Regions from separate parts of the Mus musculus genome. Here region 2 is linked to region 1. A link is a contact called in ENCODE Hi-C or POLR2A ChIA-PET data. All regions are on one chromosome and are shown on one strand. Each heading gives the region's core, a stretch centred on a gene start or an enhancer-like site at or near the end of the contact. The rest is flanking DNA. Distances are from core to core; before and after follow the strand shown. Region 1 holds the start of Matn4 (matrilin 4). Region 2 holds the start of Sdc4 (syndecan 4).

The links. Hi-C counts contacts between places; a loop is a spot of excess contacts on that map. ChIA-PET counts read pairs that join two places held with the same protein, here RNA polymerase II (POLR2A).
Region 2: POLR2A ChIA-PET joins it to region 1 with 12 read pairs in embryonic stem cell. The contact joins the promoter of Sdc4 here to the promoter of Matn4 in region 1. A Hi-C loop is called at or near these places in 19 of 37 maps with a recorded cell type or tissue (Patski, adrenal gland, gastrocnemius and 5 more). POLR2A ChIA-PET finds 5 or more read pairs at or near these places in 5 of 5 experiments (Patski and embryonic stem cell).

Annotation. Positions count from the first base shown.
Region 1 is chr2:164,400,244-164,408,090 of GRCm38, forward strand. Matn4 (matrilin 4) reads right to left here and starts at 4,575. Exons shown (of 11, transcript NM_013592.4): 1 at 4,248-4,575; 2 at 1,599-1,719; 3 at 285-854. The coding sequence starts at 1,677. Rbpjl (recombination signal binding protein for immunoglobulin kappa J region-like) reads left to right here and starts at 2,951. Exons shown (of 12, transcript NM_009036.1): 1 at 2,951-3,075; 2 at 4,216-4,318; 3 at 5,511-5,636; 4 at 7,489-7,559; 5 at 7,742-7,847. The coding sequence starts at 3,054.
Region 2 is chr2:164,438,078-164,445,924 of GRCm38, forward strand. It overlaps Sdc4 (syndecan 4), which reads right to left and starts at 5,111. Exons shown (of 5, transcript NM_011521.2): 1 at 5,013-5,111. The coding sequence starts at 5,087.

The DNA of each region.
Region 1 (7,847 bases), core at 3,325-5,824:
ATACTCGGGTGGGCGGGGCATGACTCCTGACAGACAATACTATCAATTTTGAGCGATTCTTGATTAAAAGACATTTGGTGTGGGAGGCGGGAGAAGGGGGGGGTGACAGCTTGTGGCAGGGTCAGTCTCTGACACAGCATGACTGGCTGCTAAGGATACCACTCTGCAGGAGGGACCACGGCAACTGGTACCCAGAGGGCAGAGTAAAATTGAGGGATCACCTTTAATGATGCGAACTAGAATGAGCATCTGCATTGCCTGAGCTGGGTGCCACTCTAACTCACCGCACAGGCGGCCCTGGAACTGCAGGCCAAACTCCTGGATGAGATCGAAGGACTCCACTAAGAAGACATGCTGATCCAGCGGCGGCGAAGCCATGGTGCGAAGAGAGCCCACGTCAGCTCGCTGTACCCCTACCGCATAGATCTCAATGCCGCGGGCGCGCGCCTGAGCGGCCACTTCGGCCACTCGGTCTTGAGGTCGCCCGTCTGTCACGATGACCAAGACGCGCGGCACTCGCTCCTCCGATGGGCGCGCGCCTTCGGCCTCGCTGAAGGCCACGTTCATAGCGTACTGGATCGCCAGCCCGGTCATGGTGCCCTGCGCCAGCGGCACCACCGCGCGGATGGCTCGTTCCATGTCCTCGCGGCGCGAAAAGGCGCCCAGGGGAAAGACGCTCTGCACTTGACTAGAATACTGGATCACCCCAACGCGCGTGGCGTTCAGACCCACGTCCAGGCTGCGGAGGAGGCCCACTAGGAACTGCCTCATGGTCTCAAACTCGAAGGGGCGCACGCTGCGGGAGCTATCAATCATGAACACCAAATCCAGGGGCCCATTATAGCACCTAGGACCTGCGGGAAGATGGAGGAGGACTCTCACGGGTCAGCTAAAGCTGGTCTCTTAAAAAAAGCCGGAAGACCTGCTGTTATCTGAATGGAACAGTGCCCAGCATGTCTTTAACCTAACAAATTAGCCTTGGATACAGTTACTCATCCATCATTTGAGGAGACCTGAGCCAGGAAATCACACAAGGTTCCCCCACCCCACCCCCGCGCGCGCATGCAGTTCTGGGAGCTGTTCTGAGTCTGTGTTATGTATTGAGGAGTGAACAAAGAGATGTCGCTGTCTCAAATGCCTACATGAGCCAGCCAGACACCATAAATGAATGAACTGATTAGATTATATCTAGAACATCTCATCTCCTGTATCTCTGATAACTTGGATTGTCCCAGCAAGCAGGTCCCTGGTCTGTTTGTTTGGTTGGTTGGTTTTGTTCAAGAAAATTCTCAAATAGGGTTGTTTTTTAATGTGGAGTCTCCTGATTTTTCCATGGTTTCAATAAGCTTCAATAAAAGTCGACACCGAATGAACCCAAAACTATGCCACATACTACAATTGAGGAAACAGCGCCCGCCCGAGGGATGAAGTGGGAGGGATGAAGCCCGAATCCAGCCTGTGTTCTAAAGCCCGCCCCCCCCATACACACACCCATCCTTCCACCAGTGTGCCAACCCCTCCTGGCAACCCTGGCTCACTGTGGATAGAGAACGTTGCTGCTCCCTTCCTCCCATGGTGAGGGCTGGGATCCAACTCACCTGCAGACTGGAGCTGAGTTTCCCAGGACTGCAGGAAGAGCAGCAACAGAGAGAGTGGCCAGCAGCAGGGGCCTCTCATGGTGCTTGGAAGGATGACGAACCACAGTGTCACAGCCTGCAGCTAGAAAAGAAGGTCGCAAAGCAACAGTTTTGACGGTGCTTTTATTGCAGGGGATGAACACTCTGGCTTTGCGTATGTTCAAAATGTTTTGCCAGGCATAGCTGCACACTCGGGAGGCAAAGGCAGGCAGATCTCTGGGAGTTTGAGGACCAGTCTGTTCTTCATAGTGAGTTCCAGGCCACCCAGGGCTACATAGTGAGATTCTTTCTCAAAACAAAACAAAAAGGCTCATGATAATTTTTTGATGTCACCACACTGGGATTGCTGAAACTCACAGAGGAGCCTTTGTAAAAAATGGCATTTTACAGAACTACAGGGCACTAAGTTAATAAGAAGTAGATAAAAATACATAAAACTCAAAAGGAGATAAACGCTTGTATTAAAAAATTATATACATATGTGTGTATATATATATATACACACACACCATATATATGATATATATTACAGATCATACACATCATATATATTATATAGCATACACACCATATATGTGTGTGTGTGTTACATATATATACATGTATATGGTGTGTGCTCACACACTATGGCACACACGTGTGGAGGTCAGGGGGCAATTCGCTGAAGTCCGTTTTCTCCTTCCTCTGTGTGTGTCCCAGAATTAAACAGGACTGAACTCCGGTGGTCAGTCCCGACAGCAAGCACCTTTACCCACTGAGCCATCTTGCCAGTCCCCGAAAGAACCCCTTCCTAAATACCAGATATAGTGCTAAATGTGCTTTTCCGTTGTGGCATTGACCCTCTTTGTAGTTCCGACATTTAAGGCTGTTTTGGTTCGGTTCTCCCTATTCAGAAATAGGCTTTAAGAAATTAAATGCTGCTACCCAACGCCTTATAGCAGGAAAGTGGCTGCGGCCGAGATAGAGTCCTGTCTATCTGGTGTGTGAGTCAGCTAAGGTGCTCCACACTCTCTTCTTCTGCGGACAGAAATCATTCCCCATATTCCCCCAAACCCGTGCCACACGCCAAAGAGCAGCTCTTGGGGTCTGGGTTCTTAGTGGTAGGCCAGAGAGTGGAGTCCTGCACAAGACACGCCTCGGTGTCTGTTTCTCGCCTGCTCTTAGGAGAGGCCGCCAGGGGGCGCCTGCTGGGTCTGGCTTCTACTGCCGTGGGAAGCCTACATCTGCCCAGCAGGTGTCCCTGCCCAGAGCAAACAGGCCGCTGGGAGTCCCGGGACCTTGAAGATAAGGCTTGGACAGGATAAATCCAGTGTGAGGATCGGATCGGGGCTTAGATGTGTGAACGGTATCGAAGTCAGTGGCGGTAGATGTGCCCAGAGGGCAGCAAGAGAGCGGCCTGGGCCTCGATGAGCAGCCATGGACCCCAGGGAGACAACAGGTGAGCCCTCTCCTTCCTGTGTAGCCTAACTAGGTCCCTTGAGAACCACTAAGGGAACACACACACTGTACGGATGGAAAATGTGCTGCCCAATAAGACTACCCAGCTGGGCTCCAGGCACAGAACTAAACCTAGCTCTCACCCCCCTACACCCCACCCCTGTCTCTTCCTCCAGAGAAGCCTGGTTCCCTTGCACCTAAGAATCACTAAGCCTTTCTTCCGTTCCCCACCCCACCCCCACACGGCACACTGAGCCTGCTCTATCCATTTTTCTGTGGTTTCTTGGCAGAGCAGGCCATCGCCCCTTAACCCACGGCTGCCCCTCCCTCAACCCCCCAGTTCCTTGAATGAGCCCATTCTGAGCAAGGCCGGTGCGTGGCTCTGACTCCAGACCAGCTTCCTATCCGAGATTCTTCTCCCTTCTGGCTTTCCAGCGAGGGTAGAAGAACAAAAATCCTTCTGGCAGGGTCTGTGGTGGTAAGGTGACAAGCTAGCTAGATGTGCCAGTGGCTTGATGGTGGAGGTAGGAGGAAAGGCAAGCCTTTTCTAGAGTGGGCCAGAGCGGAGCCAGCACCCCAGGGCAAACATCTGAGTATAGCTCCACCGGGCCTTTGAAACTCAGGGTTGGCTCTTGACTAAGGGCTCCCTTAAGCTCCTCTTGGCTTAAGTCAACACGCACTTGATGTCGCTTGCACCTCAGGACTCTTAGAAAGTCAAAACAGCTGCCCTCTCAATTTCAGCTTTCCAAATCCGCTGTTCCACGGGGGGGGGGGGGGCGGTCTAGGGAGGGCAAAGAGAGTCATCATCGTTCAAAGGCTTGCTTTGAAGTAGTGGCCCATTAGAGTGAGCCCAGGTCTCCTGATAAGGATCCTTGCATTGAAGAGGAAATTTCTCGGACGCCCTTAGGATAGGGAAAGTGCATTCCCAAGGAAAGTGCGCTCCAAAGAGGTCTGAGTTCAAGAGCTAATCCGGAAAGGACACTTTGGGAAGGTGCCAGGCGTGGAGGGAGATTAGGGAAGGAGGACCTGCATTTTGTTGGCCTTGCCAGAGGGGGATCGGAAAAGGTACTGCAGGTTAGACGTGGACACGTAGGCTGTTAAGACTTGTCCCCCTACGGGTTTTACGCTGGCTTCCCTGCAGACCCCTCGTTGCCCCCGGGCCCTTTGACTCACCTGAGCCTGCCGGACAGCTCAGAGGTGCGGCTACAGAGCGACGGGCCCAGCCTCCTGGGGAGTTGGACCAGGTAACGGCGGCGGCGTGGGCAGGTTGCCCTAAGTGGGGAATGCCAGACAGCCAGGGCGAGCCCAAGCGGCAGCTGCATTTAACCTGGAGCGGGAGGGTGGGGAGGGGGAGCGCGGGCTGCGACCCCTCCCACTGGCAGGAGCGTTCTCCCCCTTCCTCTCAACACTCGGGCCCCAGCAAGCACGGCGCCCCTTTTTCCTGCTGCTCTGGGAGCTGCAGGCGCGAGCTGCGGGCCGGAATTGGGCTACAGCTGGAGTCGGGCGGCGACACTCCGGGCAGCCGGAATGCTCTGGAATCCTACACGAGACACTTCCCAGAGGAGAGCCCCAAGAGGCGGAGCGGTCCTGACCGCCGCCTGCCTGGCCTGCCTGGGCTTCCAAGGACGCGCCCGACTCTTGCCCTCCTCTGTCCCTTCCTGGAGTGATGAAAGGCCGAGACTTGGTCCTGCCGTAAAGGTAAAAGGACTCAAAAGGACAGCCTTGGAGTTCCCAGCTCTCTTCAGGGCCCAACTTGCTCATTTCCCAAATAAAGACTCACCACAGACTCTTTTTCATGTGCTCCTTTTAATTGCGCAGGCTTTGAGAGAACCCATCCTCATTTGTCAAACTCTCGGACTGATAAGCAACAGACCCCAGAGAGCTGACCCGTGCTACACTCAAAGAAAAGAAAACCCCCGTAGCATTAAGCCAAGGGTGTTGTTTGGGCATCAGAAAGACTCAGATCCGCCGCCTCCCCCCCACCCCAATCCTGGTAATGCAGTTTGGAGCCTTGGTCACATTTTCACCGGTGCATGTGCCTGCTCGAATTGAGGTTGTGCTCCGGACCTGGAGCTGGCAAAGGCTGTTTCCCCTTATGAGTTGAAAGCTTAATTACTATTTCCACAAAGCCCACCTCCATCTGAGAACCAAATGTAGGGTTTTAAACACAGCTATTCCACTTGGCCCCAGACTACAACAGCCGGGAAGCCACCCACACAGTGTAGCACCTGGGTGATCCTGGTGAGGTCTGTGCAGGGTTCTTGGAACACAAATATTTAGCTCATTTCCCAAGTCCTTCTTCCCCCAGATCCCTTGGAGGACATAAATCAACCCCATCTCCAACTTCAGCTCACTCAGCTTCAGGGGTGGGCTTTGTGCCAACTCAACCCTTGACTCTCCTTCCTGTGGCCCCGTGGGCCCAACCCCCATTCCTAGGTCACCCCCAGAGCATGCCATCATCCTAAGAGAAGGTGTGCGCACATGCCTGCAGCAAAGATGTGAGCAGACTGTGTGGATCCTGCATGCCAAGGTGGCTCAGAAATCCTATGGAAATGAGAAGCGGTAGGTGGCTCCCTACCCCGACCCAGGTCTCCACAGCCTTCAGCCCTATGCCTCCCTCCAAACCCACCACCATTTAGCTTCTTTGACATCTTGGAGGCCTCAAGGCTGACACCTCAGCCATTGTTCAGCCAGGGTCCTGTTCCCCAGCCAACAACAGCTGCCTACTGGGATCTAGAGCAGAACTTGACAGTGGCTGTCAGATCCCCACATCCCCGACCAGTATCCATTCATTCTGCTGCGTACTACATGTCACGCACCAGGGTCACTGCTGGGCACTAAGCCTCCAGCTGGACCAGGCAGATACAGCCTCTACTTCCATGGCATCTCCATTCTGGTAGGGGACATGCAGTCACCTCCCCACAAGCCAGCAAACAAGGTATTTCAGATTGTGATGAGAGCCAGAGAAAAACAGAGTGGAGTCACATAGTAGACCAAAGGGGATACCTTAGCTTGAAAGGTCAAGGAGGTCAAAGGGCTCTTTAAGAAGTGACATTGGAGCTGATGTACCAGTGCTGAGATAGAGCCAGGCATGGGAAAACTCCAGGAAGCATTCTAACTGGAAGCAATAGAAAACGCAAGGACCTCAAGGCTATATACTCAGTACTGTAAGAGGATGAAAGGGGGAGACTGGTCAGAAGAGGGGGACGTTAGAGAAGATGACAGGAGAAGCAGTGTCCAGGTCATGTGAGGATTTGGGATTTTAAACCACAAGGGATGTTGATAAGAGGACATCACAATTTGATTCATTTTCATTATTATTAATAATATCGTTTATTTTGTTATATTTTGGGGGGGATAAGACAGACTCTAACTCTAGCTCAGGCGGAACCTATACCAATCCTCCTGCCTCAGAGGCCCCATCCCTTCCGTACTGGGTTTAGGATTACAAACGTGAGCCACCACACCCAACTTAATTTAACTGTTACTTCTTTCCAGATTATTTATGTATTTTATATATGTGTGTGTATTTTGTCTACATGCATGCCTGTACACTAGAAGAGGGCATTGGATCCCATTACAGATGGTTGTGAGCCACCATGTGGTTGCTGGGAGTTGAACTCAGAACCTCTGGAAGAGCAGCCAGGGCTCTTAACTGCTGAGCCGTCTCTCCTACCCCTTGACTGTTATTTTTGTTGTTGATGTTGGTGGTGGTTCTGGTGCTGGTGGTGATACTGGTGCTGTGTGGATGTATAGATGCCACGATTCCTGTGGAGGTAAGAGGATAATGTGTGCAGTTAGGTGTACAGTTGGTTCTCTTCCTCCTTTTGATGGGTTCTGGGCATTGAAGTCAAGTTATCATGCTTGCCTCAGCAAGCCTTTTATCCACTGAGCCACCTGTTACTTAAGAACTAATCTGGGGCTGGAGAGACTACTCAGGGTTAAGAGCACTGGTGGCTGCTCTTCCAGAGGACCTGAGTTCAATTCCTCGCAACTACTTGCTGGCTCACAACCATCTGTAATGGGATCTGATGTTCTCTTCTGTCAGATGGTCTCTTCTGCCATGCAGGCATACATGCAAATAGAGCTCTCATATCCATAAATAAATTTTTTAAAGTAATCTAGTTGCTGTGTGAAAAACAAACTAAAAGAGGCATCTGTAGCAAGGGAGAGACAGATGGAAGGCTGAGTTGGGAAGGCAAGGGATAGTGGTTAGGACCAAGGTGAAGTTGGTAGGAATCTAACGGATTCCAGATGTGTTTTGAAGATGGAGCGGGCAGGACTTACTGATGAGGTCTAATAATGCATTAACGGTTTCACTCTGGGAGAGGGGACACTAAATCATGATTCTTTAAAAATTTATGCCACCTTGAGACACTTTTAAGACAGTGAAAATGATGTTATGTGTTCCCAGGTTCTTCTGTCCTCCACCCTGTGTCTACCTCGCGGGTCCTGGCTGGAGGGTGAAGCCAATGCAAGACCAAGGTGAGAGTGCCCTGACGGGCTGTTGCTCGGTTCTGCAGGAAGGACCAACTGCCTCAGCAGGGCCCGGGAGCCCAGACGGTTGCAGGCGCAGTCTCGCTGCGCCCTCTGGCGGCAAGAACTAAGTTTGACCCGCACCTGAGCTTCCCCCAGACTTCCAGGGTTTAATTCCCGTCCTTTTTCAGCCCTCCAATCTGCGGAGACCGGGCCCACCGTCTGCGGTTACATGGGACTGGACGGTGCGTCCGGCAGCGCTCCCGAGACCCAGAAGTTGAACTTTGAAGAGCAGCC
Region 2 (7,847 bases), core at 3,861-6,360, 38 kb after region 1:
GTAGTCATTCAGCTGCCTCAGAACACTTGCCCTTCCCAGGGAAAGCAGTGCAAGTCTTAGCTTGAACTGTGTCCTAAGACCTGGTACCCTTGTAAACTCCCTCACACACACACACACACACACACACACACACACACACACACACACACACACACCACACACAGAGAGAGAGAGAGAGAGAGAGAGAGAGAGAGAGAGGCAGACAGACAGACAGACAGACACACGGACGCTGGCCTGGGACACCTGCAGATCCCTGCAGATCCTGCAGGAGAGGTGGGGCTGCCAGGAACTGGTTCTTGTTTAAATATAAACCCATCTGATAACCTGCAAACAACCCACTTCGAAGATAAACAAATATAAGATTTGGGCTCCATCGGCCCCACCCCTAGGCTCTACCCTTCCCACCTAGCAGCTGCAGGACTCGATGTGGGGGAGGAGAGAGGTCCTAGGCAAGCCAGGGAACGGTCACTGAGGAATGTCTCCTGTTCCACTACTTGGAGGTACACTCAGCGCCTCCTTTGCAAGCTCATCAACACGGCCCACAACAATCTTTTAATTAATTTACTGTTTATTTATTGGTGCTAGGGAATTGAAGTCAGAGCCTCAACAGACTAGGTGGTTAACGAGCAGGCCCACTGTCATCACATTGTTTTAACACCCTAGCAGCTCCAAAAAAATGTCACAGAATCCTAGTGCAAATCAAACCTGGATGGCGCCAGCTTTGGTTCTTGAATTCAGACCAGTTGAATCCTTGGTGTTACTTAAGGGTGTGGGTGTGGAGAGGTGTACCAATGTCGTACCTGCTCTGTTGCACTGTCCAGGACCCAAGTGCACACACCGGTGCTGTGAATGTTCAAAGGCTCTAGACACTGATGCTGACTCCCAAAAGCCAAGATAAAAACCCAAAATGAACAAAACCCCTCAAACTTTCTTGCCCACTCCAAGATTCCTGCCACAGAGCTATGCTTATTAGCCAAGAGACTGATAGGAAGTGGTGACTCAGGCAGGCTGTAGTAAGACACAGTTGACTCACAGAGCCCAGTCCATCCCATTCCCCTACTTTTAAGCATTCATTTGGAAATCACAGCAACTCATGCAGCCCAGGAGGCTGAAAAAACAGCTAGGGGCCAATCTCTCCCAACAGAGAGTCCAGCTCTGCAGCTCCTCATTCAAGCCAGCTCAGCACTCCAAGTCCTTGGAAAAGCCTCCTGTTTCCAGGCGCTGGAGACGGCAGGAGCTGAATGTCCTCCCCACTTCTCTTCTGAGACAGGGACTTGTTTAGAGTCTACCAAAGAAGCCAAGAGAACTCCCCTTCCCCTCCCCATTTGGGCCGTGGAGTAAGGAGGACACTCAAGTGGCAATGGTCCAGCCTCCTCATTTTGGAGACAGGACGGACGCTGAGCTCTAGACACAAGGTATGTTTGCAAGCAACACAGAAGTCAGTCCCAAGGTTATCTGATGTCCCCATTATCTAGAATGTTCTCTAAGGGACAATCTAAACAGACAACTAGCATTCTCCTGATCTTGGCAAAACACTACATTCCTTTGAGCATCAGCTCTCTGTGAAAAGGGAGATAAAGATGCCTATACTACAGTACCAAACTACAGTCAGTCAGTCATCCTAGCAGTAAGTGACTTCAGAGCACCTTCTGGAAAGAAGTTTTATATGTGAGTTTATTCAGTCATACAATCATGGCCCATGGGGAAGGTAGGAGTTTCACTAGAAGGAATGAAGCAGAATTCTGGCCCCAGATGTGAATTGGGGGGTGGGGAGGTCTCTCCCTTTGCAGAGTTAGATGATGTGATTTCATTTCCTGGAGAGAAGGCCTCAGATGTCACACTCCTTTTTGAATAATTAGTGCTTAATTACTAATCAAGTATCAGAGGGCTGAAGAAGTGGCTCAGGGAGAGGACCTGGGTTCAATTCTCAGCACCCTCTTAGCATCTTACAACTCTCTGCAGCTCCAGCTCCAGGGGAACTGACATCGTCTCCTGGCCTCCTTGGGCCCAGGATATAGACATGGTACGCAGACATAGATTCATTCAGAATACACATACGGTAGTAAAGCAACGATAAGGAATGAGATGGCGGGGTGTCTCTTCTTGAAACCTCCTAGCTCCATCGTGATTTTGGAGAAGACCGTTCCGAGTTATAGGTCTCTCCCAACCCCACTGTGCTCTCCAAATTGTGGTCCAAATACTTCCCCAGATGTGCAGTTCCTCTATGGGCTCCCAAGAAGTCCCAAGAGGTCTCACCAGCCACTCATAGGCCCTAGAACCTCCTTGGGAACTCAGCCCCCACTTCCTGGCTACCAAGGAGAGGGTTCTCAAGTAGACTAGAAACGTCTTTAAGTTGAAGTACACCAGGTGGGTGGGAGATACTTCCTCGGAGCTGCCTGGGATTGGTGCCAAGTCAGTGGGCTGTGCCCCTGGGCAGCAACACCTTGGCCCACACCCCTCACCTCCCCCCCCCAACCACCATCCCAAAAACAAGGCTGCCTTTAATTGGCCAGGGTGGGAGGGGCAGAAGGCAGATCAGGGAATGCTCCCAGCTGGACAGGAAGAACAGGTTTAAGATGGCAAACCCGCCAAGCAGAGGAGAGGGCAGCGGGCGTTTAGCATGGGCTGCCTTTCCCAAATCTGGGTTTGGACTAAACCGAAAATTTGGAGAAAGTCCCTCGTAGCGTGAAGGTGGCAAGACTACTCTGTAGAGAGTAGATGGCCTGCTTGTATACTCAGTATTAAAAGATGGTATCATTTAATCTTTCAATATACTTTTCTGGAAAAGAGAATACAAGAACGTAACCACGTGTGCTGGGTTTTGGTGGTGGCGGCGGTGGTGTGATGGTGGTGTTTTGGTTTTTGTTTTTTGTGAGGGCCTAATTACTCAGTTATCAGAATGTGCTCAATAAATCAAAACAGCTGTTAGCTAAATCCTCTCCCCAGGCTTCATTTTCTGTCTCTGTCTCTGTCTTTCTCTCTCATTCCAAGGGAGAAAGAAAGGCAGACAGTATCACTTGCTTTTCCAGCCCAAGAGACATTTGGTCCGATTTTTCTGACCACAATCTAAGGGGGAAGCCCTGTGACCCAATTAGAGGCAAGATGCTCCTGACATTAGGCAGGGAGGAGGGAGAACTGAGGTCAGGACCAGAGATTGAGACCGAGGCCTCCGGAAGCAGCTGCTTTAGGCTGGCTTCTCCCCCTTGCTAGATCAGGTCACCCAAAGCAGGCCTGGCAAAACCTACCCCCCACAAACCACATCCTTCTGACTGTATCTGGGGGACACTGCGGTCTACTCCTCCCCCAAAGCACCTGCTGGCTTAGCAGCCCGAGGGGAGCGCAATGGCATGTGACTGGCCACATGGTGACCTCAGCCATCTCCTAGGTCCTTTTTCCTCACACTGCTCGGCCAGCATTCCTTCAGATGTCCACAAGGAAGGACTCGACTTCAGAATAGCCTTCAGCCGCTCATTTAAGGTTAATGCAACAGGAAGGCACGCTGGGCTCGCTCAGTCACCACCTTTCTGCAAAGATGCCTTCCCTTTAGTGGAAAGCCATTCCCTCATATTCTCGTTCATTCCACTCACAATACACCTTGAGGCTCTCCAATCCCAAGCATCAATAGATGTTAGACCAGTCTGGAATTATGGGAAAACGGGACCTAACAGCAGCCACAGGGACGAGAAGATAAAAGCAGGCATTTCCAAGTCTGTCTTAACTTCTGCCTGACTCAGCTGGTTGGTAGCTGTGTGACCTTCAGCAGGTTACTTAACCTCTGCCTGAGGACTAGTTTAAGAATGGTAAACAGGGAGGTTTTCTGAAATTAAACACGCTCGATTCCAAAGCCACCAGGAAGCCATCAGAGCAGAAACCAGCATGCAATGGGTTCCGTACCTAACTGCAATTGTGCTAGAGAGTGCATACACTCTCATCTCGAGCCTCCTGAACATAATCAACTATTCCCTAAATAAGCCCAGAGAAAAGGTGGCTTTCAAAAGAACATTAATGATTAAACTCCAGAGTCTCACTCCCCCTAAAACTTAGACTAACGGTACAAATGGCCCGTGCTCATGGGTCAGACCACCCTCTCCCAGGAACTGTCATGCCCTGTAAATTCCCTTGCCTCCTAAACGCCTGCTAGGACTGAGCTGATCCGGCCCTAGATCCTTGTTGACTCTGATCCTGAAAAGGAAAGGTTTCTTTAGGTTCCCTGGGATCTTTTCTCCTCTAGATCCTTCTCCGCACTCAGGTGGGTGCCTCAATTTCCCCGTGTGCGGTTTCAACCAAAACACTTCCCACAAAACAGTTGAAGCTCAATCTCTAGCCTGGAGCTGATCGGAAAGTTATCCTTTAAGTCCGCTCTGGAAAAATAAGGAACCCTACTTTTTGGACAGCCTAAAGCAGGAAGGGTCACCTCATGATATGTTCTGTAGATAGGTCAGGTGACCTTAGAAGGAGGTGATCTTGCCCCTTAAGTCAGTCGTACCAAGACTGTGGCCAGAACGAAGGCCAGGATTCAGTCTTCTCCATTCCCCAGGGTTTGTGAAACGGGGTCCTCCGCACAGCCCTAAAGTGTTCCAGCTCCCGAATACAAGCTGCCCACCCCGTCCCCAGACCATCTCAGATTCGAGCCTCCTGCTATGGACACCCAGAGGGCCACTCCGCGCGCAGCGCCAGCACTGGGATCACAAAGTAGGGGTGAGGGTGTGGGAGGAGAAAAGTTGACACCAACTTAGTCACGTCCCACCCGGGAGCCCAGAGGCCAGGCTGAGTCCAGAGCTCAGAGCAACAGGCTAGGGGTGCACGGCGCGTGGAAGAGTCTCCGGCAGCCTTCTCGAGACCCAAGAGCAAAGTTTCCTCACAAAGTTTTCCCTGTCTCGGCGTCCAGAGGGGGTTGGGGGGAGGGAGCACAGTTCGCGATGCACCCTACTCCCTCCGGATCCCGGGATTTGAGGGGACAAAGAAGGCACCCCCCAATTCTCCCCCCTCCAAGACATCCTTCAAATACATACCGACTCTCCGGGGACCAAGGGGAAGCCTCCGAGGAGCAGCAGCAGCAGCGGCGCAAGCAGGCAGGCAGGCGCCATGGCTTCAACAGCGCAAACCAGTGGCCCGGAGCGGGCGCGCAGCCCTTCTTATAGGCAGCAGCCCTGCCCCGCCCCCAGTGCTCGCCCGCACCGCCCGGAATTCCCCCGGGAAAGCTTAGGCCTGCGGGGTGCTGCGCTGGGCAAGCTGGAAACCACTGGGGTGGGACCCAACCCGCCCGGGGACCCGCCCACAGCGTGCCTGCCGGCTCCAAACTGACCTCAATCTGTAGCTCCAGGAGCTGCAGCCCATGATAGTTAACCGATCTACTGCGAGGCAGTCTGCCTAAAATCCGAGGATCACTGCTTAGCCCCCAATTTATAGCTGGGGAAACTGAGGCCCATAAACGGGGTAGGATTGACTAGGGGTCTGCTGTTTTTACCAGTCTTCAAAGCGGATGCGCTCCGCTTTGTCAGGGAGTATTCCCCAAGTGGCGCTTGAATTCGGATAGTTTTTGATTAGCAACTCTGAACCGACAACGACGAAATGGTTCAAGTTTTTCCAGGCCTGCTGTCGAAATTATTCCAACCCCAGGGCGCCAGCGCAGAAGCAGCTGGAAAGACAAAGGAACGAGCCTGCCTGTGCACTAAACAGTGTGATTTATCAACTGAAGTGTGAATTGTGTGTAATACTCACGTGTCACGAAATAGTCTTACTCTTTTGACTTGTCCTCTCAATTGACTCTCTTATTTCTCAAGGCGGCTTCTACACCGGATCCAAGAATGTTGCTTCTAACACCATCCTAACAAAGTAGGTAATGGTAAGATTCTTTAGTCCCACCCTCAGCACAGATACTGATGGAATCAATAATCGAAAAACTGAAGGACACACACACACACACACACGTGATAGGGAAGGGCTGTCATCCTGGCATTTGAGATACTGAGGCAAGGGGACAGTCGGAGTTTAAAATGAGCCAGCTGGTGTCAGTGTGAAACCCTGTCTTTAAAAAAGTAGGGGGAGGGGCATGCTAGAACCATCAATCAAAACTTTTGATCTTTGACATACCGATACATTGTTCTAAGGGTACATTTGTGCATACATAATGTGGTTTTGGAATTAGGGCATTTTGGCCTGTCTTAGGATATTCTGAATTCACATACTTTCCAAGGTAAATATGACCCCTCGCCCCTGTTCCTCTTTGAATTGCCTAAACTAACCCTAACTCACTATGTCCCAGCTCAGCACTACCTCCTCCATAAGAATACAGGCAGGGCATACTCTGTCCTGTTCTATTCCTTGGCTTTCCTTATTCTAGCCCTTAATTATTTTCTGAGAATTAAAGTCTCTTGTGGCAGAGAGCTTTGAGAGAAAAACAGTTTTCCAATACTGACCGTGGGTTTATCTTGCCCCAGACTTAACGGTGAGCAATTGTTCTCAATTATTTGAATATACTTCCCTAAAAGTTGGGCACTGAGAAAATAAATGAATCACTCTAACTAGAATAAGAAACTCTTTCTCATAAGCCGGGTGTGGTGACATGTGCCAGTAGATTTCTGAATTCAAGACCAGCCTGGTCTACACAATGAGTCAGGGCTATGTAGAGAGACCCTGTCTCAAAGGAAGGAGGATGACAAGGAGAAATCCTTTCTTATTAGGCATGGTTTTATAGGAGAGGCAGCCAGATCTCTGAGGCTGAGGACAACTTGTTCTATAGTTCAGGTTCCAGGCCAACCAGAGCTATGCAATAAGAGAGAACCTGTCTCAAAAGTAAAGAAATAAGTAAATAAATAATAGAAAGAAAACGTTTCGCAATTCAAATGGTTTCCAGTCTTTCCATGGATTTGGCTAAGTTGGCCCAGGATGGCCTTAAACTCATCCCACCCTACCTCAGTGTCCCAAGTAGCTGGTAAACAAGCCTAGGCCAGGCCAGGTTGGTGTAAACAATCTCAAGAACATAAATAATGAAGATATAGCTTATGTTTTATATTGATGGCTAACATTATGTTGGTGGATAACATTTTGTTGATGGCTGACCTTATGTTATTTCAAAGTTTAAATATTGTTGTGCTTAAGAGAACTATAAAGCAAAACTGGACCTCTGAATGTTAAGGGCCGCTAAGGGTTGTTTCTGTAATTGCCCGGGCTTGTACAACTTTAACAAAAGGGTTGTTTATGCAAGATAATGGCTCACAAGGTCAAGCAGCATTTCTGCTTCTGTAAACAAAAGCTTGTTTTTGCTGGAGATAGCATGAACACCTGGAAGATATACCTTTTAAAAAACAGGATGTTATTTTAAAACCCCTGACTAATGTGCCTAGTTGCTACATTTGGGAATAGTGGAGTCTGGGGTGTAGACCTGGCATCACTAGCTACCTATCTCTTCTTTGTGAAAATGTATCAGTAGTCAGTGATGAGTTTCTGAAGGTCGCAGACCCAGAACTATTTACTTATTTGATACAGATGATTGACCCAAAGGCACACAAACTAAGCAAGCACTGAGATGCACTGCCAGCCAGTTGGTTTGTTTGCTTTTGTTTTTCCAAATCAGGGTTTCTCTGTGTAATCCTAGCTGTCCTGGAATTCACTTGTAGACCAGACTGGCCCCAAACTCAGAGATTTGCCTGCCTCTGCCTCCAGAGTGCTGAGACTAAAGGTGTGTGTGCCATCACCCGGCTAGCCTTTCTCTTTTTTTTAAAGATTATTTTTGGAGGGGTCGCTGCACATGGCACAGCCCACATATGGAGCAACCAGCAGAGGTTTGTTCTCTCTATTATTTGGGTCCCAAGTATTGATCTCAGGTCATGAGAGGATGGCAAACA